Regions from separate parts of the Homo sapiens genome. Here region 1 is linked to region 2. A link is an interaction called in ENCODE POLR2A ChIA-PET data of the cell type or tissue named here. Cell type or tissue: HepG2. All regions are shown on one strand. Each heading gives the region's core, and the rest is flanking DNA. Links, peaks and the distances in the headings are about the cores only.

The links. Peaks named below come from ENCODE experiments on the same cell type or tissue, not always from the same donor. Only the 100,000 strongest peaks of a DNase experiment are listed, where the experiment ranks them.
Region 1: POLR2A ChIA-PET joins it to region 2 with 6 read pairs; 7 of 35 experiments call an interaction of 5 or more read pairs at or near these places.

What each region holds. Positions count from the first base shown.
Region 1 is chr1:109,289,066-109,305,437 of GRCh38, forward strand. It overlaps MYBPHL (myosin binding protein H like), which reads right to left. Exons shown (of 9, transcript NM_001010985.3): 2 at 9,104-9,192; 3 at 8,357-8,552; 4 at 7,985-8,124; 5 at 7,718-7,877; 6 at 7,169-7,305; 7 at 6,046-6,232; 8 at 5,141-5,184; 9 at 3,300-3,523. The coding sequence ends at 5,174. Among named protein-coding and RNA genes, the nearest start is that of MYBPHL, 9.8 kb to the right of the region's middle. RefSeq lists enhancers at 7,629-8,200, 11,268-11,778, 11,779-12,288. In HepG2, for the core only: no CTCF peak of the experiment used is centred there; DNase peaks (open chromatin) are centred at 9,746, 10,366 and 10,836.
Region 2 is chr1:109,238,001-109,246,846 of GRCh38, forward strand. SARS1 (seryl-tRNA synthetase 1) reads left to right here. Exons shown (of 11, transcript NM_006513.4): 11 at 1-182. Among named protein-coding and RNA genes, the nearest start is that of CELSR2, 7.1 kb to the right of the region's middle. RefSeq lists enhancers at 1-200, 2,141-2,836, 4,495-4,994 and silencers at 1,325-1,739, 2,847-3,141. In HepG2, for the core only: a CTCF peak has its summit at 1,616 (motif pointing right); a DNase peak (open chromatin) is centred at 1,631.

The DNA.
Region 1 (16,372 bases), core at 7,288-11,287, 58 kb after region 2:
TCATCCATCCTTAGATGAGTAGAGGAGGAAGTTTTAGCAAACTGGAAGTTAATTTCTCCTAAGGAAACTCCACCAGTTTATGATTTTTTTTTTTTTTTTTTTTTTGAGACAAGAGTTTTGCTCTGTGGCCCAGGCTGGAGTGCAATGGTGCGATCTCATCTCACTGCAACTTCTGCCTCCTGGGTTCAAGCAATTCTCCTGCCTCAGCCTCCTGAGTAGCTGGGATTACAGGCATGTGCCACCACACCCAGCTAGTTTTGTATTTTTAGTAGAGATGGGGTTTCACCATGTTGGTCAGGCTGGTCTTGAACTCCTGACCTCAGATGATCCGCCCTCCTCGGCCTCCCAAAGTGTTGGGATTACAGACGTGAGCCACCATGCCCAGCCCAAATTATGATTTTGAAAGCTGTTGCAGTACCAGGAAAAAAAAAAAAAGAAGGCAACAGAACTACTTTCACCTCCATTAGAAAGACAGCAAAGCCAGAATGTATAGCTTTCAGGCACAAAAATTCTTCGCGCAGCCAGTAATCTGGGAAATATTGATATTTGTTTTCCTCATCTCAACCCCAAAATGACATGTAGGAACAGGTGTTTAAGTTTTTGGATAAATAATGAATTAATGAAGAAATTCCGGCCAGGCGTGGTGGCTCACGCCTGTAATCCCAGCACTTTGGGAGGCCGAGGCAGGCGGATCACAAGATCAGGAGCTCGAGACCATCCTGGCTAACACAGTGAAACCCCGTCTCTACTAAAATACAAAAAATTAGCTGGGTGTGGTGGCACGTGCCTGTAGTCCCAGCTACATGGGAGGCTGAGGCAGGAGAATCACTTGAACCCGGGAGTTTGAGGTTGCAGTGAACCAAGATCATGCCACTGCACCCCAGCCTGGGTGACAGAGCGAGCCTCTGTCTAAAAAAAGAAAAAGAAAGAAAAGAAAGAAAGAAAGAAAGAAATTCCTCCTCTCCCAGCCACATAGTAGGCCTGAACTCAGAAGTCTTCCTTAAGTGTCAGATGCATAAATGAGAACAGTAAGGACTCCAGCGTGCTTCTCCTTCAATGCAGAATATGGCTGGAGGTCTTGGGCAGTGTAATTTTATTTCTTCACCATGAAATTTGGGAATATACAATCTTTAAAGGATGGCCCTTGAGTAATTCAGGGAACAGCAGAGGGAAGGGGCTGTGAGCTGAGGCCAAAGGTCTGACTTATCCTTAGGGCATCATAACTGGGGGTATTTCACCCCTTCCTGACCTAGGTCCTGCTTCCACTGGAGGGAGGCCTCTTTGCCATTGTGTACATGGCTGGCTGTCACTGGACTCTGGTCCCTCCCCCAACACTCTCAAGCAGGGGTTCCTTACTAATGATTTGCATGACTATTTTCTCAGTTTTCAAAGGGATAGTATATACCCAGTAACATTCTAATTGCATAGAAATAAGTTAATTTATGACACAAAGGATGCCTTATGGCGTGGAGGCTTAATTCTTCTGGAACTTCAGTTGCGGACTGGAATAGATACTTTGCCTCAACTGAAAATAGACCTTTGGTCTGAACAAAAAGGCCCTTCACATTCTGCTCAGCCAAATCACTTCCCCAACCTCCTCAAAACCTTTCCTAATATGTATTGCCTCCTGGAAATATTTTCTTTCTTAAACGCATGATTCCAACCCAGACCCTCTACAGTGGGGATCACCAGATAAAAGGGATGAGAGAAAGCAGGAAAGCCTTGGAGTCAGACAGACCTGGTTCAAATCCTAGCTCTGCTGCTTACTAGCTGCATGACTTGGGACAACTTAGGAGCTTCAACGTCCTCATTTGTAAAATGAAGATTAAAAGAGATAAAGCACTTAGTTCAGTGCCTGTTGCATAGAAGGTTGTTTCAGTAATCTATGATTATATAGCAAACCACTTCAAAATTTAGTGGCTTGAAACAACAGCCACTATTTATTTGCTCACGATTTTACAATTTGGGCAGGGCTCTCCAGGGGTGATTTGTTTCTACTCTACAAGGTGTTGATTGGGCTTGATTGGGGCTCTAGGGTCCAAGGTGGCCACGTGTGTCCGGGGCCATGGTGCTGGCTCTCAGTGGGGACGCTTGGTTGTCCTCCATGTGGCCTCTCATAATTCAGTAATCTAGCCTGAGATCCTTTACATGGGAGCTGACTTCTAAGAGCAAAAGCAGAAACTAAGGTACCTCTTAAGGCCCAGGCCTGGACTGGTGCCACGTCACTTCTGCTACATTCTTTCTGTCAAAGCAAGTCACATGATTCAAGGGAAGGGGAAATAGACTCCAACTCTTGATGAGAGGAGCACCGTGCTCATACAAAGATAGGAGGAACTGTTATCATCTTCTGCAGATTCTATCACAGAACACCTTCAATATCTTATTTGTCATCAGAATGAAAACAAAGATAATCAAGGGAACCTCACCTTTATTCTTTTCCTGGGTTTAATGAGACTCTGCTCCAAATACTTTGCTTTTTTTTTTTTTTTTTTTTTTTTGAGATGGAGTCTTGCTCTGTCACCCAGGCTGGAGTGCAGTGGCATGATCTCGGCTCACTGCAAGCTCCGCCTCCTGGATTCAAGCGATTCTCCTCCCTCAGCATCCTGAGTAGCTGGGATTAGAGGCGCTCGCCACCATACCTGTCCAATTTTGTTGTATTTTTAGTAGAGACAGGGTTTTACTGTGTTGGCCAGGCTGGTTTTGAACTCTTAACCTCAAGTGATCCGCCTGCCTCGGCCTCACAAAGTGCTAGGATTACGGGCGTGAGACGCTATGCCCAGCCTAATTTTTGTATTTTTATAGAGATGGGGTTTCACCATGTTGGCTGGGCTTGTCTCGAACTCCTGACCTCAAGTGATCCATCCGCCTCGGCTTCCCAAAGTTCTGGGATTACAGGCATGAGCCACATTGCCCAGCCCTCCAATTTCTTGAGTATCATTCCAGCCCTCAGGTCTTGGGGCTCTGTCTATAATTAGCTATGTGCATGTTTGTGTTCTGCTGTTTGCCTCTTTGTGGTGGATGTGCGTCCTGTTATCCCAACTTAAATTGGAAAGCCCATAGAGGCAGAGAGCAAGTCATCTTCGGCATCTCTTTCCAGCACTTAGTACTGTGGAGGGTTGAATTCAGTTGTGTCGTAGATGTCTAGGGAAAAGGACAGTGTTAGAAACCTCTGTGGAAGCGAATGTGGTTGTGGGAAGATAAAGGGGAGTCTTAAGGCCCTGTGGTTCCTTACAGCCTGGCTAAAGGATGGCAACTTTCCAAATGTTTCATAGAAAGTCTCAAATACAGGGACACGTAGGCACTGGGGAACCACATATTTATTTAGATGAATCCAAACCAGACATGGTGCCGAAGCTCCTTGAGGACACAGTCTCACCACTGGCGGGCTTCCTGGAGGCACTGAAAAGAGGGAGCACTTTGTAGCCATGACAGCAAATGGCCAGAGGACACCAGGCTGCTGAGGGCACCGTTGTCACGGTCCCTGGCTCCTGTGCCATGAATTCACTTCATTGCTGGGCACTGGCTGTGAGAGAGGGAAAGGGGCAACTAACACGAACACAAGTATCATTAACACAGAGAGGGAGGTGAGGGAGGGAGAGTTGTCTCTGCAAGCCGACTGTCGGAGAGCGCTTTCCTGAGAAGTCTGTACTTGTAACGCACCCCTTTAGGCTTTCATTTGCTACATACCAGTGAGAGCCTTAAATAAATGTCTTATGGGATCAAATTCATTTCCAATTTCCATCAGCCAGCAGCTACAAGTCAGAGAGGACACTGGGAACTTGTTCTCTTTAGTTCTGTCTCAAGCTTCTTTTTCGCCTTATGCATCACTTTGTTCACAACATAGCTAATGTGAATGACGGAAAATCTAAAAGAGCTGTCCGGTTCTAAATGATGAGCTGAGCTGTCTTTTGCCAATAATGTGCTGCTTGGGACCACACACCTAAAGGTTAAATTATAATTGACATAAATGAGAAAGAGGATTTTCTTCTCTTGGAAGGGAAGGAATCCATAAGCTTCAAAGTAAAAAACAAATATATTAATCCATTTTTTTTTACCATGCTCATGATCCTGAGGCGTTTACTCAGTCAGCAGGAGCAGCCTCCCCTGTCCTTACACACCCCACAGGCACAAGGTGCTGTGACTCTTGTGGGTTCCTGCACTCTGAATTGTTCCCTTGACATCTTTTCCTACAATACCTGCTCAGCTCCCTCCCACAGAATCTCCTTATGATTAGGTGGATGCTGTCACTCTTCTTCAGAGGACCATTCATTAGGTTTAATTCCTACCATCGACTTGAGGAGTGCAGACATAGAGAGGATATGACAAAAGCAGACTGCATCTACTATAAATTCTCTCCACAGGGATGACAGTATCGCTTTTAAAAATGGTTACAACAGGCTGGGCGCAGTGGCTCACGCCTGTAATCCCAGCACTTTGGGAGGCCAAGGCGGGTGGATCATGAGGTCAGGAGATCGAGACCATCCTGGTTAACACAGTGAAACCCCGTCTCTACTAAAAAAAAAAAATTGCCGGGCGTGGTGGTGGGTGCCTGTAGTCCCAGCTACTCTGGAGGCTGAGGCAGGAGAATGGCATGAACCCGGCAGGCAGAGCTTGCAGTGAGCCGAGATAGCGCCACTGCACTCCGGCCTGGGCGACAAAGCGAGACTCTGTCTCAAAATAAATAAATAAATAAATAAATATAAAAATGGTTACAACAGCTGGGCATGTCGGCTCTCACCTGTAATCCCAGCACTTTGGGAGGCCGAGGTGAGTGAATCACTTGAGGTCAGGAGTTCGAGACCAGCCTGGCCAACATGGTGAAACTCCATCACTACTAAAAGTAGAAAAATTAGCCGGGCATGGTGGCGGGCGCCTGTCATCCCAGCTACTCGAGAGGTTGAGGCACAAGAATTGCTTGAACCCAGGAGGCAGAGGTTGCAGTGAGCCAAGATGGCGCCACTGCACTCTAGCCTGGGCAACAGAGTAAGACATCATTTCAAAAAAAAAATGGTTACAACAAAAGTGGCCACCAGTGGATACATGACTGAAAGGCTCAGGAATGCACCTCTGTCCCTGACTCAACAACACTAGCCATAAACAGGAAGTAATCCAGTGAGACATCTTGCCTCTCTTTACTTACCTTTGTCAGAGTACCATGCCTTCTTAGGTGTCCTCAATTAGGAACTGTAATAATTCGGACATTTCTCAGTGTTAACATCTCAGAAATCTCTGAGAAACTTTCTTTCAGAGCATTAGAAAGGAATATTCTATTTCAGGTTCTTGGGGAGTCAATGGTGCTAATTAGGTAGTCTATACATAGAGAAGAACAGGACATGTAAGGGCTCATTCATTCTTGATCCATGCAACAAACATTTAGAGTGCCTACTGTGTGTCAGAAACTGGGCTAGACACTGGGGGGACAAAGGCAAATAAGACAATGTCCCTACCCTCAAAATGCTTATAATTTAATAGGGAAACATATCTATAAATAGATAATTATAAAACAGTATGTTAAACACAATGATAGAGATCTGAACAAGGTGACAGGTATAGATAAGTGATTAAATACTTTAAGGAAGTAGAGAGGATATGCAATATTACCTATAAATAAACCGGAGGGGAAGTGAAATAAAGCCTGACAAACAGTTGCAGCTTTCCTAGGCTGAGTCAGAAGATTGCACAGCATAAAGAAAAATGAGCTGAGCGAGGACCCGGAGACCTGGGCTATTTCCACCAGTGCCAGGTGATCAACTAACTGACACTGGGAATCTTGGGCAAACCAGTTCCCTCCCTGTACTTTCGTCTTCTCATTTGCAAAATGGAAATAAGAATTCTTCCTATATTATTGAATTGTGATGGAGAGAAATGAGATAGTAGATAATTAAAATGTCTCCTCCAATACATCCTGATGATGACAGTGATGAAAGAGTCCAGCGGAGGAACCCCTTCTCCCCCTAGGCTTGCGTCTCTGTTCCCTGACTCTTCCACCGGTGGAGAGAGGAGGTGACTGGCACCCTAAGGCACTAGTTCTCCTCTTGCCCTTACCTTTCACATCCACCCGACAGTCCACAGATGCCTCCCCTAGGGGGTTCACCGCCTTGCAGGTATAGATGCCTCCATCAAAGGGACCCGGCTTGCGGATCTCTAGGGAGCAGATTCCCAGGTGAGTCAGGGCTCTGTACTTAGGGTTGCCTTGGATATCCATCTTGTTCTTCAGCCAGATGATCTTGGGCTGGAAGACAAAGATGAGGGAGGCAGCAAGGAGGGGCGAGGGTAAGAACCAATAGTCTTTCTGTGCTCAGTTTCTGGGACTCTGTCTATATAGAGATAATGGCTTTCTGGAAGGCTCCCTGTTCCTTATGTTGTGGGAAGGGTTTCCCCTTCCAGTGCCACCAGCAGTCCCCCAAGCTCCTTCTCTTGTTTGAAAACAGCACCTGAAACTTCATTTTCTTTACCAATATTTCTGACTGGAAGAAAACTGCTAACTTCCGTTCCGGGCTCTCAGGCAGCCCCTTTATGGATCAGAAGCACTGAGCATCAGGCTCACCTCTTGTGAACCATCCATATTCTGTTCCCACTGCTGACTTGTGAGTTGCCTCTGTCCCCTCTGGTTAGAGAGTAGCTTCTAGAGTGGGCTCTTGATATGCCCCTTCTGAGATGTTATCTCCATGTAGTCTTGCCCAGACTCAAAACCCAAAAGATTCTTGGTACAGGTTGTTAATGGTGTTTTCTGCTGTGTGTGGAGCATGATGACTAGATTGTAAATAGACAGAGAGCCTTGCTCAGGGTTGTGGCAAAAGGCTGAACTCTAGGCAGGTTGCATGTGCACGGCCCTGATGGGATGAGGTATGCATGGGAAGGAGAAACCACAGGGACTCTGTCACTCCTACCACAGAAACAACTTGAGGCGCATGCCTAATTGCCAGCAGGTCAGTAAGCAACACCTCCATATATGAGAAACAAACATTCAAAAGGAAATGTCATTCTCATCAGTCCGTCTTGGACTCCAAGCACCCCCCCGACTGTTCCTAAATACCGTGCTGTAGAAGAGGCAGATGGCGGTGATGGTAACAGATGTTATGTTACAGTGCTCTGCAACTCAGCTTAGGTTAGGACAGGCAGGAACAAGAAGCAGCTCAGCACAGTGCCCCCCAGAGCCCCCACTCACCCGGGGAGAGGCGCGGACACAGCAGAAGAGCTGGGTATTATAGCCGGTGACTGTAGTGCAGTCGGCCAGAGGCTGGGTAAACTTTGGGGCTTCAGAGAAGTCTCGTTGGGCAAACCCCTTGGTCTTGTAAACAGTAGCTGAGGGCACCAAGAGGGGCTGGCATGTAGCTTCTGAGATCCCAGCCCTCGTCGACTCTTTATCCTTAGTATTTTTTTTTTTTTTTGAGGTGGAGTCTCACTCTATTGCCCAGGCTGGAGTGCAGTGGCACGATCTCAGCTCACTGCAACCTCCAACTCCCAAGTTCAAGCAATTCTCCTGCCTTAGCCTCCTGAGTAGCTGGGAGTACAGGCGTGCACCACCATGCCTGGCTAATTTTTGTATTTTTAGTAGAGATGAGGTTTCACCATGTTGTCCAGGCTGGTCTTGAACTCCTGACCTCAGGTGATCCGCCTGCCTTGGCCTCCCAAAGTGCTGGAATTAGAGGCGTGAGCCACTGTGCCCGGCCTATCCTTAAGTCTTCCCAGCTCATGATCCCCATGCCTCCCTTACCTGCTTTCTGGATGTGGGCGAGGTCCGTAGTGATGGGGGCTGTTTCACTGAGTCCGCACTGGTTTTCAGCAAAGACACGGAAGGCATAGGAGTTGCCGATGATGAGGTCAGAGACGATGCAGCTGGTGCGGTGATAGTGCTCCAGCACCGTGAACCACAGCTGCGGGGCCGAACATGATGCCAGAAATCAGCCACCCCATGTGGAGCTACCAGAGGCCTGTCCCAACATGCCCTCTTCCACCCTCCTTCCTTCCCAGCTGGCCTCACCCCGGATTTTGTGTCAGCCTTCTGCACCGTGTATCCCAGAAGTGCTGTATTCCCCGTATCTTGGGGCGGTGTCCATTCCAGTGTAGCGCTGAAGCCCCAAACGTCCACCAGCTTAATACTCTGAGGAGGGCCTGGCCTCTCTGAAAGGGCAAAGCCATGGCAGTGGGCGTGGAACATCCCACATGCATTGAAGTCACTTCAGGAGTGCCCTAGCCCCTTTTTCTCCTCAGTTACCCCTCCTGCGCCCACCCTGTGTCCCAGACATGACGTGGGAGCCTTGCCGCAGCTTCCCCAGCTCTCTGAGCTGGCTCCTCTTCAGCCTGGAGAGGGAGTTCCTGAGGACCCCCCCATCTCCCACTTCCCCCACCGTACCAATCACCAGGATGTCAATGGTGGCGGTGGCCTCCAGCCCACCCAGCTGCACGCGGAGTTGGTAGCGACCTGAGTCAGCACGTTGGGCTTCTCGGATGAAGAGGATGGAGTCTTGCTCCCCATTCCGCACACTCACACGCCTGGTGTCCAAGGCACAGCCATCATGTGTCCAGATGGCTTGAGGTTTGGGCTTGCCCTGAGGAATGAGGGTAATGCTTTGAGCAGCCCCGAGAGGCTTCCTGACTCTCCCTGCTGCTGTAGGGGTCCTGTCCACCCCAGGTCCACAGGGAGGCTTGACTTGGAGCTGCACATTCCTTGAGTTAGAAGTTGGTGGACCCTCCCGGGGGCCTCCTCCTTTCAGCAACAGCCTAAGGATCTTGGGAAAGAGGGATGGCTTTGAGTCTCCCAATCTCTGAGAGCTTAGGTCATGAACACCCGGGGCAGCTGGGACCAATTGAATAGCCACTCAAACTCCCAAGAACCCTTCTAACTGCAAGCTCTGAGGCTTCTGTAGACTGAAGGGCATGGATTAGCCTCACACCATCTCATGGGTGCACACCCAGTCCTATCCAAACCCACCTTCAGGAGTGCAGAGGTCATTTGGCCTCAGACTTCTGGTGGTGTGACCCCTTCTATCCAAGGCTGGGAAGATTGCCCCTCTGCTAGCAGGACTCTTGGTATCTGTTTCCAAATCCAAAACCTGCACTGGCCCCAGACATGGACCCAGTATGGGGCTGGCATGATCACCTGGAATGGGATTAGTAGGTTCACTGTGTCCCCAACCTTCCGGATGTAGGTCTGCCTCAGGGCCCGAGGTAGCCAGATCTTGGGGTGCTCTGAGTGATGGAAAGAGAGAGAATAGGAGATGGATACTCAGAGAAAGTAAATCCTGCATCCAGCTGCCTGCTGTGGGTGAGTGGCCCAGGAATCGGTCACCAAATTAAGCCCTTCTTAGAGGGGAGGGGAAGAGTGCTCCCATCATCCTGCTGGGATTTGGGGATGAGGGGTTGGCTTAAGGAACACCCCGGGAAACATTAAAGTCTCAGCAGAAGGAACACTGGAGTGCGAGTCTGACAGTTCTCTTAATTTGTAACTCTCAAGTACTGACTTTCCATCATCTGGAGGCATTCCATCCTGATGGAGGCATTTTTATTTTTCTGTTTGTGTACAGACCAGCCTGGTCTGTGTGGTTTGTCTTTCCACCCTTTTCTACATTTGTCCTTAATACCATTCCTTTTATCAAGGCCACTTTCCATGTCAATCCTGACCTCCCAGTTAGGTGTGGGTCTCAGGAGAATGCTCTCCATTCTGCAGGCAGAGTCAACACCCTGACCTCCCAGCCGCCCACGGAGACAACACTGATGTCACTGCAGACAGAGCACGTGTCTGGGTCCCTTCCTCTGCATGGCCACTCTGCTCCCGGGCGCCTGCACAGTCTTCTTCCAGTTTGCAGAGGATCATTTTGTACAGATTCTGGGACAGATTAGGTCCACCACTCATTTCCCTTTGATCTCACAGGTCTGTCCCAGTGAGAAGTAGAGATTAGATGATGTGTATGGGCTTCCAGGATGAAGACAGGAAATGCTTGGAAAAGTGCTGAGTGTAGGTTTGGAGATTGACCAGGTATCATTTCTCTCCTCTTGGGATGCCTCACACTGTCTCAGCTGCCGAAGCACAAACATTCCACCTGCGTTCCCTCGGGGGCCTGGCTGAGACAGACACCATTTTCTGGCCTTTTCCTGGCTGCTGTCTCCTCCTTTCTCAGGCACAGGCAGTCGCCTGGCTGATATTATCTTCAGTAGAATGTGATAGTGCTTCAGTTCCCAACAACCCAGGATTCTTGCCACAGTTCATTCTTGGCAGTTGGAAGAACTTCACCCCTGGTACATTCCTGTGGCAAACAGCATGACTGCTCGATAGTGGATTCCAGACTCTTTGATAGCACACACTTCTGTGAAAATACTTCCCTGAGCATTCACTATGACATATGTATGTTTACTTATAGATGAACTGTTTAAATACATACATTACATAACACAAACATGTAAGTGACGCAACTGAAACAGAGCTTCTTCTGTGTCCTTCCTCCAGCTCAATCAGCAAGCATTGTCCAGAGAACTTCACTCTGAGTCTCCCCATGATAATCTCAAGGTCGCGAGACCTTTGCAAATGAAGATCAATGGCAATGTACAGTGCACACGGTCCGTTTGGTTTCTGCAGTTTCCTTCTGTGCTGTGTGGCTTATGTTTTCACCTGGGCTGTGCCTGTCTTAGACTGCACCTCAGGAATATGTGACGAGGGGACTTGATGGGCCTGAGTGCCCGTCCTCCCTGCCCTGCTCAGGTCTTGACTGCCTCAGCATAGATGCAGCAGCTGCAGGCGGCTGAGTGACCCTGCTGTGGCTGCCCTCGGCTGGGCTCTGGTGGCTTGGGAGGGGCGGGACATGAAGAACAGAAGAAGCGTTTGTGTGATGGGCTTCTCTCCTGTGGCCATCTTGGCAAGCAACCAAAGAGTTGAAGACGGGCGGATATGACTTAATAGTGTTTTGAAAAAGAGGGCCGTACTTGGAAAGGAGGGTCAAAACCTCATCTTGTCAGGCTTGGTTCCCCACTGTTGGGGGAGGAAATAACCCTTTCTACATTTGCTGGGGAGAGGGCTGGAGAGAAGCTGGCTCTGCTGTCCCTGTGCCGCCTGCCTACAGAATGTCGGCATTAGGAAGGGCCTGTAAGCACCAGAACAAGGATGCTGGGAGCAAGAGGGCTCCGAGAAAGAAGCCGGTATTCTGGAGACCTCCCGGCTAGCTGTGACGACGTGCCTGGCACCAGAGACTCCTGCCTCCCCATCTAAGATTGTGTGTCTGAAGGACCCATTCTCAGAGCACTAGCTGTGTCTTGCCCACCAGTGTCCACCCAGCAATGAGCACCATAGTCAGGGCTTGGACAGTGGCCTGCCCCTGGAGGGAGGAGGCCCAGAGGGAAGGCGGGGGCTAGACATACCCAAGAACTGCAAAGGGTTGAGGTGGGGAGAGGAACCCAGGCCTTCATGCCTGACAGAAGTGCCCGCTGAGCCCCGCCCTGCTGAGACCTCAGGTAGGGAATGGGCTGTTATGGGTAGCTGTGAGCTGATGTATGTGTTTCCACCTAGTGTTTCTTTTGTTTCTTAGAAAAACACCTGGGAAAATGTTAGCATTCTTACACCTGAACTAAAGAGAAAAATGAAAGAAATGGGTTTATGTGGAACATAAGCTAAGGTGTGGGAGTTAGAGGAAGAGGAGCAGACTGGCCCTTGGATCTAGAGGGGATCCTGGCTGGGCAGAGAGCAAGGAAGGAGGCTGCCCGCGAGAGCAAGGAAGGAGGCTGCCCGCGAGGACGGCAGTCTCTCCCTCCCTGGACGGCTCCATTGCCGGTTCTCTGCTTATCAGTGGGTTTCCTGACAAGATGACGAAACTTAAGTCTCTAGAATGGACTCTGAGGATGTGTAGGTGAGGCCTCTGCTCCCAGCAGGCTCCCGGCTCCCTGTGGGAGGGCAGAGTATGGACGTGAGGCTAACTCAGCTGACTACGTGCAGAGGTGGCAGGAGAGAGTGTGGCAGCTTCAGATGCCCAGTCAGCAGGTCAGCAGCATGCTCTCCAATCGCCTCTCAACCCAACCCAGGCGCAATCTGACTCTTTGCTAAGAATGTGAACGCCGGGGCTCATTTGAGGCATCTCTTTTCACACATCCGCAGTCAAGCGAGGTGTAAATTGTACTGACCTTGGGGAGGCATGGCTTCCCCTGATGCCCAAGGTCTTTCTCCTCCTTAGATGACAGGAGGGATGTGAACCAAAGCCTAGAGTCTTTAAGAGCCTAGGTTTTCTAAGAGCAGGTCTGTGAGAGTCACAGTTTGGTTTTCTCCCTTCATGGGGTCTTAGAGAAAAGGCATCTTGAAAAGTCCTTTGAGGGCCTTTGGTTCTGAGTTAGGCTCTCTCTGTACAATGTTTCTCTCAGACAGGATGCTGTTTAATTCTTTCTAAAAAATTCTTAGAGAAAACTACTTCAGGCCGGGCGCAGTGGCTCATGCCTGTAATCCCAGCACTTTGGGAGGCTAAGGAGGGTGGATCACCTGAGGTCAGAAGTTCAAGACCAGCCTGGTCAACATGGTGAAACCCCATCTCTACTAAACATACAAAAATTAGCCAGGTGTGGTGGCGGGCACCTGTAATCCCAGCTACTTGGGAGGCTGAGGCAGGAAAATCGCTTGAACCTGGGAGGCAGAGGTTGCAGTGAGCCGAGATTGCACCATTGCGCTCCAGCCTGGGCAATAAGAACAAAACTTCATCTCAAAAAGAAAAAAAAAAAAAGAGAGAAAACTACTTCAAGTCCAAAGATCTTGACTTCTGATTAGAAAATTCCTCCTAATACCTACCCTACTTTTATCCTGCTAAAGTTTATGCCTGTTTTACTATTCTATAATTGTTCCTATCCTCTCATAATTCCCTTTTATGGGATCAGTCTTTCTCCAGAGGCTCCCTAGGGGCTGTATAGTTCAGACCGATGTTACTAACTATGACCTGGAGAGCCAAGAACCAAGATGGAAGCATTGGAGAAGTGGAGAGGGTGTGTGTGTGTTTGTATGAGTGTGTATGTATGTGTGTGTGAGTGTATGTGTGTGAATGTGTGTGTTTGTGTACGTGCATGAATGTGTGTATGGGTGTGTTTACGTGTGTCTGTGAATGGTGTGTGTATGTGTGTGTATGAGAGTGTGTGTGTGAGAGAGAGAGGGAGCCTGCATACACACGTGCCTATGTGGGTGAAGGGTTACCAAAAGAGGGCGAATGCAGGAGGCTAGCTATGGCTTTGAAACTATCCAGAGGTTTCCAGAAATCCAAGAAGTACCGGGATTTCTTAGAGAAACATTACCAGATGCCTAGGATGTGGCCTTGGTCTACTCAGAAACCTGTCTGGAGGAGTGCAATGGGAAAGGAGTGGTACAAGAGTGTCACTTTCTTGAAGGCCATGAAACTAAGGTCAGAAAAAATAAAAGGACATAGGAACAGGCAACACTTCTCTGAGGAAAAGACTCCACCCCACCCCGTCCCTATGTTACAGTCGTCCCCCTAGTGCTTGATGGTTTTAGCCCTGGCTCACTGTCTCTCCAACACCCTCTCCATGCGGTATGCCTCTCCAGGCATAACTCCTGCTGGTCCCAACACCCATGTTTCCAGTCCCCGTAGGGTCTCTCACATCTGGCCCACCACTCCTCCAATAACTTTGTCCTCTCCTAATTCAGCCAATGGTCCCTGTGGCCATTCTCTAGACCAAGAGCTACAATCCTTCTATGATCAGAATTACAAGCATCCCACTGTCTCATCACCACCTCTATAACAGAGATGGCTAACTGGCCAAAAAAAATGTATGTTACCCCTTCCGTAGCGTAGCTATCTCTGAGAAGTGGCTGCCCGGCCACCTTTTGCTGGATGGCTACGCGACCAGTTTTTGCCAATGAGACGTAAGTGGCAATGGTGAGAATCACATCTGGTCCCAGGCTTTGAAGAAGTTAGATTTCTATTTTCCTCTTCTGCTAGCTGTACACAGATGATCACGGGCCCTAAGGAATGGCAGAGCCCCAAGATGAAAGAGGCCTGGGTCCTTGGATTACCACATGGAGGAGAACTATCTGCAGAATAGTTTTTAGTTCTTACGCTAGTGAGAAATAGATGTATGTCATTCCTGAGACCTGTTTCATTCACTAGTATACCTAACTAATATAATCTTTATCCCTTTAGCTCACTTCCTCCAGTGCTCCAACACCAGCAATTCTTTGGCACCACTGAGATCTGTGATCCATTGTCCTACCACCCTCTCACTACCTAGCACCCCTTTCATGTTAGCACTTTCTTCACCACCCAACTTAGATTGCACGGTCATTATTATACTCTCTCTCTTGCACTCACTCAAATCCCTGAGTCCTCTTTGACTTCATTGCACTCTCTTGGCAATACCTAACCCTTGTTAAATAAACTTCCCACCCACTCAGTGGCTGTATCTGCACAGAGTAACAGGACTGGGGGAAAATACAAAATTATATGGAGTTTAACTTGAGGGCCATTAATAGTGACCACCACCTCCAAGTGAACTCTGGCAATTCTACTAGACTTCCCAAGTTCACTCGGTCTCCCATTGTCCTGGGTGACTATCGCACACCTTTCTCTTCTAAAACCTCCCTACCTTCTCCCTCATTCTCATTCCCAGTTGTCGATCTTGCTAGTGTCTAAGGCCCACCTACAGTCTATTCTTAACATGGCCAGCTGGAAAAATCCTTAAAATCTACACTTGGTCCTGTCAGTCCTTACTCCCAGTCCCTGCACTGGCTGGCTGGCTGTCTCGTAGACAAACCAAAGTCTTCACAGCGGCCGTGCTACCTCTCAGACTGAAATACTGCCACTGTCTCCCTCCCTGTGCTACAGCCACAATGGCCCCAACCCATAAAGCACACTCCTGCCTCAGGGTCCTTGCAGTTGTTCTCTCTGTGTGGAAAATATTCCCCCAAATATCTGCATGCATTGCTTTCTCACATCCTTTAAGTTGCTGCTCAAATGTCACCTTATTAGTGAGACCCTCACTGAATATTCCATTTGAAGCAGGAAGCCTGCATGCTTCCTACCCGAAGCACGTTCTATCCCCGTCCCTGCATTAGTTTTGGCACAGCATTTCTCACCATCTGACATATTAGATACTTTACTTGTTTATTTATTGTCTAGCTCCCTCCACTAGAATCTAACTTCCATGAGGGCAGTTATTTTTACCTATTTTGTTCATTTCTGTAATTCTGGCACCTAGAAGAGCGCCTGGCACATCATAGGCACAACCTAAATATTTGTGGAAGGAAGGAGGAGGAAAGGAAGGACGGAAGGAAGGAGGGAAGAAAGGTCACTCCTAGGCATGAGATTCAGTTTCCCATGCCTGGAAGACACAGAACAGTTCAGATTGAAAGAGAACACAGAGTCAGTTGGAGCGATGATGCTGAAGTCAGCAGATGGGCTCTTTCTCCTCCACCTCAGGGTCCCAGGGAACGCCTCTTTGCTGAGAGGCACACAGAGACCATCGTGAAGGGGAAATTGAATGCTTCTTCCAGGAGAGCTCCACTTCCGTGGAGCTCAGACTCTGAGGGGTCAGGATCTCCTATGGGAGCAGTGGGGGATTGGAGGAGGTCCTGACCCCGTGGTACTGCCCAGCAGGAGGCCGAGTGTCACATTGTCCATGGGAGGGATGCAGCTTGTTCCCCAGCCTCTCCCTGTTTTGGAAGCTCTTCTCTGGCCCCTGCCAAGCTTTGTCTCCAGGACACAGTACTCAGTGTAGTGCTGAGGACAGACATAGAACTGTTTACCAATGCTGGCCACCTACTCCTGCTTATTTAGCCATGTAGCAGGCTTGCCAAACTAAAAGCTCATTGTTGGCCATTTGCAGTTGGTTTTGATCTTGCAAATTAATTTCTATTTCTGATGCCTGCTCTAGTTCCCATGTTTTCACATGCTTCCTGTGATACTCAGTCCCAGAGCTCTCTGTAAGGAAGAGGAGTTAGGAGGAAGAAAGGCTTTGGAGCTCTCAGGGGGCTTAGGGGTCATCTAGTCCAGGCCCATGCATTGCACCCTGAAGGATCTTTGGTGGGGGTTTGGGGCTCTGTTGGCTCTCTGAACTTTTTTGTGTATTTTTCCAGGGGCAAGAGTCCACAGCTGGCATTAGATTTTCCTAGGGGTCCATATCCACCAAAAGGTTAAGACCCTGATTTGGTTCAACTCCTCAATTTACAGATGAGAAAATGGGAGTGGATTGACTTGCCTAGGGCCACAGAACAGAGCTAAGATTTGAACTCATGACTTCTTTGTTCCAAGTAGTTAACAGATGCACATATATTTTGCAAAGTATTCAAAGGTGTTCTTATTGCCAGTGACTTCTGGGATACCACTGGGTTGAGCCACTGGGTGCTAGTGGCCCTGAGGCCTGCAGTGTACAGAGCTGCTGCACACGAGAGGCTTTG
Region 2 (8,846 bases), core at 84-4,083:
GCGTAGCTGAGAGGGGAACAGTGCCATGTACCACACAGATGTTCCTGTCTCCTCGCATGGGCATAGGGACCCATCATTGATGACTGATGAAACCATGTAATAAAGCATCTCTGGGGAGGGCTTAGGACTCTTCCTCAGTCTTCTTCCCCGGGCTTGAACCCCGCCTCTGAGGTTCTCCCTGATATACACTTCTGCTTTTCCTTCCAAATTAGGCTGCTCCCTCCAGTTAGCAAGTCACAGAGCCTTTGAACAGGTAAGCGAAGGGAGGGGTACACTTAGAAAAAGCTCAAGGGGAAGGTGGAAGATGGAGTCTGAATCACAAAAGCTTGCAGGGCAAGGGCCAGGATCCTCCTTTACAAATATATTCCTGCTTGAAATCATTGAGGTAGGACTAGCTTAGAGACCAGAACTGTTTTAAAAGCCTCTTAGCACTTCTGTTCCCTACAAAGGACTCTGTGGAAAGCGAGAGGCTGTATTTAATCCAGAAGAGCCCCTAGCTTCTATGCCTAGCATGGGTTGGGGACTTATTAACAGCAGTTTCTCTCGTTACAGCCATCCCCACATGGGGAGACCAACTGCATACCAACTTGCTGCTGCACCTCCAAAGGATTGGGATAGCCAGCAGGGCAGAGGAGAGGAGAAAATGTTGTAGCCCCTTTGTGGAGCTCCCACTGTTGCCCTAATAGCCAGTTCCTTTCTCAGGGGAGGCTGATGTTCAGGCTGTTTATTTACCTGCTGCCTTTCATCTGCAATCTACAAACCCTTTACTTTAATAACAGCTTCTGTTAGTTTAGTGCCTCTCTCCTAGGAGGTTAAAATACTCCCTATAGATGATCTCTTTTATCTTTGTGATGGTCCCAGAAGGTAGGGTGGGGACATGATTATATGATTATGCTTATTCCATCCTTTGGAAGACAGAAATACAAGGACGGTAAGGGAGATGAGACAACGTGGCCTGATGGAGGTCGGAAGTCCTGACTCCTCGGCAGTGCTTTATGTTTCTTTGGGAGGTTGAGAGCTGGAATGTGAACTGGGCTGTCACTTAGGAGCCTTTATCTCACCTCAGCTTCCTTAGTCCCTGAGCAGCGACTTGGGCCTGCTGGAGCATAGTACCAAGGAAAGGGGCCATGTGCTCCATTTTCCACTGGGGGCTTGAGATTGATCCTATTAATCTTGCTGCTGGAAACCCTGTCAAAACTGAGGTAGGTGCGTGAAGGGGTGACAGTGGCTCTCTTGTCTTGCCTGGCTATGCCAGCTGGGGGCCCACAGGCAGACCCGCCTGGGCCGTAGCCCATTGCCCCAGCTCTGGGATAACAAAGCCGGGACAAGGGGACAAAGAGCAAGCTGCTCCCATTTGTAATTCAGAAGGACCAGAAACTCACATTTCCTGTGGCCTCAACTATTTGGTTTGAAGAAAGGCAGCGTACACAGTGTGCAGGAGGCTAGTTTTGCCCCACCCCCTATACCATTCCAGAAGCCCACTGGGAACTCTCACAGGGCCCTGAACGCCCCTGCTCTGCCTTAGCTCTGTCTTAGAAGTCCCTACAGCTGCCTGCACCACTCCCCACGCCTACCTGCTTAGGCTCCTGGTGCCTGTCACCTTCCTACCAGTAGGAGGCTCTGCTTTTTGCCATGGCCCTGAGAGCTCTGTGGGAGGGCAGAAGCTGGGGCTTTGAGTCCCTGAGGACCCAGCTGACTTACCTGCTGGAGCTGGCTGCCTGGACTCTCAGCTGCTTTGTGCAGAGAGACCCTCCTGCCTTGGGCAGCCCAGCTTTCCCTGCCAGCCTTCCTCCTGCCCGTGTAGGGACTGGTGTAGGAGCCTGGCTAGGAAGATGGCTGTATGGACAAACTGGCTTGTTAGCAGAAAGTAACTATAAGGGACCCCATGCTTCCAGAAGCCAGAGGAGAGGAAGTCAATGGTAGTGAAGGCAAGGATGACTGTGGCTGAGGTCCCTCCCCACAGGTCATACCCAAGAGCACAACAGCAGGAGGGCACACACGGTCACCGAGTGCTTACCTTGTGCCAGGCACCATTAGGAGCAGGGTTTACAGAAAGAAGGTAACACAGTTCCTGCTCACAAATAACTGTTGGGAAAGGTGTGGTTCGCCTTCCTTCAGAGAGGGAAAACCAGACACTCTCCCTCCCTGAGGCAGTGGGATGGGGCTGATGCAAGCTTCATTTAGGAGGGGCCGACCCACCTGGAAGCCGAGCAGTTGGGAACAGGCCCAATAGCCTTGACTCCACCCTGGTAGTTGCCTCCGCATCCCACGCCTGATGCCCTCATCTCTGGCACCTTGACCTGCCCCATCTCCAACCTCAGCTACCCAGGTTACCTCAGTTAGCAAACACCCTCCAGAGGCCTAGTGGAGTGAGTCAGAGCCCTGGGTCCCTCACCAACCCTGGGTTCCCACACCCAGGTATTCAGGGCCCAAGATGCAGGTCTGGGTGCTTTAGGCAGGGAGTGAGGAAACACTGGGACCAACAGTCTGGCCTCTCCACCAAGAGAGACAACCATAAGCCAGACTTCTAGAAACTCTAAAGAGGCTGGTAACTGGGGACCCAACGTAAGGCCGAGGGACCTGCCTGCGCTCACAGTCCAGGCTGGGCAGGGCAGCTCATTAGCCAAACACTGAAACCTCACTCCTGGGAACCAACATTCTCCTAGCCGTCTGTCCTGCTTTTCCTCCCCTGAAGCTTTTCCGGTTTACCCCAGGTCCTGAGAATGCCTCCTCTCCCCGAGTCCCCATCCTTCCCCAGGGGGTACGCGGCGGGGGCGGCCCTGGCTGCACTCCCAGGATGAGTCTGACAGGCAGAGCTGGGATGGGCGCCAGACAAATGTACTGCGTGTCGGAGCCTGTGCCGGGATGAGGGGCCTGCCCCGCTCTCCCAGTTACCTCCCAACATGGGGTTCCCCAGCAGCTCTTCCCAGGTACAAAAGGGGAGTGCTTCCTTGCAGCCTGGACTTGGCCAGGTCCTGGTGGGGCTGATGCCTCGGCCTCTGACATTGCCCTTTTAAGAGCCCTCTCCGGCGGGGCCAACCTGTAATCCCAGCGCTTTGGGAGGCCTAGGAGGGCGGATCGCCTGAGGTCAGGAGTTCGAGACCAGCCTGGTTAACATGGTGAAACTCTGATTCTACTAAAAATACCAAAAATTAGGCGAGCATGGTGGTGCGCACCTGTAATCCCAGCTACTCAGGAGGCTGAGGCAGGAGGATCGCTTGAACCCAGGAGGCATAGGTTGCAGTGAGCCGAGATTGTGCCACTGCACTCCAGCCTGGGTGACAGAGTGAGACTCTGTCTCAAAAAAATAAAAATTAAAAAAGCCCTCCCCATGGGGGTGGGGTGGGGGTGCTGCAGGCAGGTTCATGTTGCAGAAACCCAGCAATGTGCAGCTCCCCATCCATCTGCCAGGAAAGAAGCCCTGAACTCCAGGTCTTTACCTCTCTGGGACCTTCCGGCGGAGGTAGGGTGTCCCAGCCACCTCCGAGAGAACCTCTTGTTACGGAGGGGCGGGTCCTCTTCTGCTGCTCTGACTGGCTGGTTCACAAGCCCTGCATTTTGGAGATTGGTCCCTGTCCCTCCATGGGACTTGGTTCCCTTCCCCCTACACAAACCTGCTGTCAAAATGGTCTGGGAGTTTATTTTCATTGGGGTGTAAATTGCTGATAAGACGGTGTGACCTTCTGGGACAAGTGGTTTTTAAACCTGAAGAAATTGAAGAATTAAGCTCCCATTTGGAATACGCTTCATCCTTGCCTCCTTCCATCTTGTCTCAGAGAAAACCTTTTTTTTTTTTTTACTCCTTCTCCAAAACCAGGTCTTATCTACTTGTGCCCTGGAACTCGCCACCATCCTGCTTCCCCTGAGTCCTTGTTCTTGAGCTAGCTCTCTGCTGAACCTCCCGCCCCACTTCCCCTCAGTCCCGACCTGCTAACATATTCCCCATCTGAAAACAGCCATCCTGCACTCCTGCCGCTCCTGTCAAATTGCGATCCCATCTGGCTCCTCTCCCTCAAAGATGAATGAACAGTGGACACTTGCAGGCTCTGTTACCTCATTAACATTCCTGGCCCTCCTTCACCCCATTCCCCTCAGAGGGAAGGTGAACTGTTCCAGAGGGAACTGCACGAGGGGACAGGAAGAAGGCCTGAATGGCTGAAGCATGAAGTAAGGGCGATACTGACTGGAGGCTGGAGATGTGGGCAGGGTCAGGAGATGGCACCTGACCCTAATGCTGGCCTCCACCTCCGCTTTCCCTGCTGCTCTGTGACCTCCACATGCAGGGCTCTCAAATCCATTCTCTCTCATCTGAGCATCTCCACCCACCCCCAGCATACACATTGGGCATCTCCTCTTAGTATTCAGGCACCCCAACACACACCTGAGACTCACCCTGGACAACTCCCTCCTCTTCATCTCCAGGGGCCAGTCTGTTTCGCAGCGCCATTGAGTCTTCATCACTCAGGTCTGCCCCCTTGACAGCCTGCTCCCTGGCCCCAGCACAGCCCTCCTCCTCCTGGACTATTACAGCGGCCTCCTTGCTAGTCTGCTGGACCTCAGTCCCTTCTTCCGGCGCAGCCTCCTCACTGTGCCAGATTAGCCTGCCAGATGGCACAGCCATGATCATTCCTCCCCTGCCAAAACACTTCAGATGGTTCCCCTCAACTTATAAGGTCCAGACTTCTCAGCTGGAGCCCCAGCTCATCAAAATGTGCCCCCAGTTCAGATTAGCGGCTCTCTGCTCCTTATTCTCACCGCCCCCTTGTTTCCTCCTGTTTCCTGGCACTGACCGTGTGTTGCACCTCTCCACGCTTGCTCACACTGTTCCCCCTGCCTGGATGCCTTTTCCTCCTGCCTATTAGTGGAATTCTTCCTTCCTCTTCAAGATAGCTCAAATGCCACTTTCTTTTTTTTTTTTTTTTTTTGAGATGGAGTTTCACTCTTGTTGCCCAGCCTGGAGTGCAATGGTGCGATCTCGGCTCACCGCAGCCTCCGCCTCCTGGGTTCAAGCGATTCTCCTGCCTCAGCCTCCCAAGTAGCTGAGATTACAGGCATACGCCATCACACCTGGCTAATTTTATATTTTTAGCAGAGACGGGGTTTCTCCATGTTGGTCAGGCTGGTCTCAAACTTCCGACCTCAGGCGATCCGCCCATCTAGGCCTCCCAAAGTGCTGGGATTATAGGCACGAGCCACTGTGCCCGGCCAAATGCCACCTTCTTTAAAAAGCCCTCCCTAACTCCTCCACCCCCACACAAAAATATTAGTGACTATTGCTCTGTGACAGCTTTTGTCTCTGTCCAAGGGACTGGCTGTCCCTTGGGGACATAGCTCATCTGTGTACCTCTCACACTTAGCCACCTACCACCGTGGCTGGAGCATGGCTCTGGCCAGACAGGGCCTCCTTCCTTGGCCTGCTCTGACAGCCTGAACAGCCACGTTATTCAGAGGGTGCTTAGGGATTTGCCGCTCGAAGCTCAGCCCCAGGTTCCATCTCTTCCTGCCCGGTGGTCAGAGGCAGTATTTTCAGCTGGATCTTAGATGGCTTTACATCTTTATGGAATGCTGGGCCTATTAAGCCACCCTTGACAAAGAACACTGGCACTGTGGGTGGAACCTATCACTAGGATAAAGCATCCAATATCATCTTTTAACAAGCGCCAAAGAAGGTCTATCTCACAGGGCTGGGACATCAAAACCTCTACCCCTGGCTGCAGCAGGCATGGGGAATGCAGTTTTGTGGTTAAAGTGAATGAGTTCAGGGCTGCCCTTAAAACAGCCTAGAGACCCAACTGGCCTACCAGATGGTGGCTCCAGGCATAAAGGGACATGTGGTCACCCCTCTCTTCCATCCATCCATCCATCCTCCATTCATGTATTCATTTTATCTTTTATCTTTTTTTTTTTTTAAGACAGTCTTGTTCTGTCACCCAGGCTGGAGTGCAGTGGAATGATCTCGGTTCACTGCAACCTCTGCCTCCTGGGTTCAAGTGATTCTCACGTCTCAGCCTCCCAAGTAGCTGGGATTATAGGCGCATGCCACCACGGCCAGCTACTTTCTGTATTTTTTGTAGAGACAGAGTTTTGCCATGTTGGCCAGGCTGGTCTCAAACTCCTGACCTCAAGTGATTCACCTGCCTTGGCCTTCCAATTTGCTGGGATTACAGGCATGAGCCACCATGCCTGGCCCATGTATTCATTTTTTGACCAATATTTTCCACGTGCCTACTGTGTGTGTCAGGCCTGTGCTAGGTGCTAGGTGATAGGCATTCAAGACATATGTGTTCTCGCTGGTCCTGGAGCTCACTGCCAGTGGGTAAGACTGATGTTAGCCAAGTGAATACTCTAATTACAAGTTGTCATATGTGCCAGGAAAGTGGGGGCATTTAAGACTGCCATGTTCAACAGCTGGAAGGAAGCCAGCATGTCCAGAACAGAGTGAAAGGGGAGGAGTGAGAAGAGGCTGGGCCACTCCACACTGGACTTTGTGGATAAATATAAGGACGCTGGATTTTATTCAAGGTACAACAGAGGCCCACGGCAGGGTTTTCAGAAGGGGAATGACATGCTCAGATCTAAGGCCGTGCAATAGTACCCTGTGAAGGATACCATTAGGTATCCTTTAATCAGATAAATGCAGAATGTGGCACTTCAATAAGAAAACTGGACTCTTCAGTCGATGTCAACAAAAAAGGAAAGAGAGAGAGAGAGAGAGAAAAAAAAAAAAAAAAGAGTGACATATGACCAAATGTAATCCACGAACTTGAAAGCAGCAGCTGTCTAAGACCTTTGGGAGACAGTAAGGAATTTGGATTGGACTGGATATTAGATGATACCAGGAATTCCCCTTCATGTTCCTGGTCGAAGCAGCAGTCCTGTGGGTGTGCAAGAAAGGGAAGAAGGGGAGGCACTTGGAAAATATTGGTCAAAAAATAAATACCTGAAATGAGGAAGGAAGGATGGATGGATGGATGGATGGATGGATGGATTGATGACTGGATGGATGGCAGAGAGGGCTGACCAGATGTCTCTTTATACCTGGAGCCACCATCTGGTAGCCCAGCTGGGTCTCTAGGCTACTCTAAGGGCAGCTCTAAACTCATTCACTTTACCCACAAAACTGCATTCCTGGCCAGGCACAGTGGCTCACACCTGTAATCCCAGTACTTTGGGATGCCGAGGCGGGCGGATCACAAGGTCAAGGGTTTGAGACCAGCCTGGCCAACATAGTGAAACCCCATCTCTACTAAAAATACAAAAAATAGCCGAGCATGGTGGTGCATGCCTGTAATCCCAGCTACTTGGGAGGCTGGGCAGGAGAATCACTTGAACCCGAGAGGCAGAGGTTGTGGTGAGCCGAGATTGTGCCACTGCACTCCAGCCTGGGCAACAGAGCAAGACTCCGTCTCAAAAAAAATTAAAAAAAAAAAATACTGCATTCCCTGACTCTCAGGAGCTGCCTGCGGAGGGGCCCAGGGCTCAGGCACCTCATTTTCCTCTCATTCTTCAAAAATTGAGAGACATAAAGCAGAGTGTCAACAATTATTGAATCCAGACACCAGGCACAGTGGCTCACATATGTAATCCCACTTGAGACCAGGATTTGAGATCAGCCTGTGCAACACAGCAAGACCCCCTCTCAAAAAAAAAAAAAAAAAAAAAAAAAAAGCTGGGCATGGGTGGCCTGCACCTGTAGTCCCAGCTAGCTACTCAGGAGGCTGAGGTGGGAGGATCACTTGGGGCTGTTCTCAAGCAGTCAAGGCTGCAGTGAGCTATGATCACACCATTGCACTCCAGCCTGGGCAACACAGTGAGACCCTGTCTGAAAAAAATAAAATAAAAATTGTTGAATCTAGCAGGAGAATATCTGGGTATTTATTATACCATTACACCATTCTTTTGATTTTTCTGAAGGCTTGAAATTTTCCCAAATAAAAAACTGGGGGAGATTTTTTAAACCTAAAAATGTTTATTAGTTTAAAAAAAAATTACTTTCACTGCCGAGCAGAGACTGGTTTGGAGGGGAGGTGACCACATGAAGAATCCATAAAATCCTGACTGAGTATCCCCCTCTGTGACAGACCTGAAGTGGGGAACTGAGAAACAACAGAGCCCCCACAAGGAGTGCACCTTCCAGCCTTGAAGAAAGTGGGGAACAGTGGGCGGGGCACGACAGGCAAGTGTAGACCGAAGGGTGTTCAGATTTCTGGCCACCCCCATCCCCCAGTCTGCTGGCTCCTGGTTCCTTCACGCCACCCACCCCACAGTCCAGGAGCTCCAGGAGTCACCCATGGCCAGGTTCTCTCCTTCTGGTTTCTGTGCCCTTTCTAAAGCAGCACAGAGCCCAGAAATGGGATCGGGTGCCAGGGCCTCTTTCTCTTTCCAGAGAAACTGCCCTGCCCACCCACAAAAGGTCACCATGACCGATCCCATCAGCAGCCTCCCTCCCCACCCCTCCTTCCCAGCAGGCCATTGGTTCCAGAATTTCAGGCCACAGGGATCTGCCCAAGGCAGAGCTCACCTTGTTCTTCCTCACCAGCGTGCTAGGCCACAGCAGAGCCACCCCAATCTTCAGCTCCAGCCAAGCTGATGCTTGCATTTCATTCATTCCTTTCATTCATTCATAGTGTACTGCTTAAGAGAGTGGGCTCTGGGGTCAGATTGCCGGGGTCCAAATCCTAGCTCTTCCATTACTAGCTGTATAATCATGGAGAAGACACTTAATGTGTAGATTAAGTGACTTAACTGATGAATTCCTCTTCCAGGAATGCTGTTCCTGATTCTTGAAGATGCAGCCCAAGTCCCGTCTCCTCTAGAGGCCCTCTGGGATTTCCTCCACCCTCACT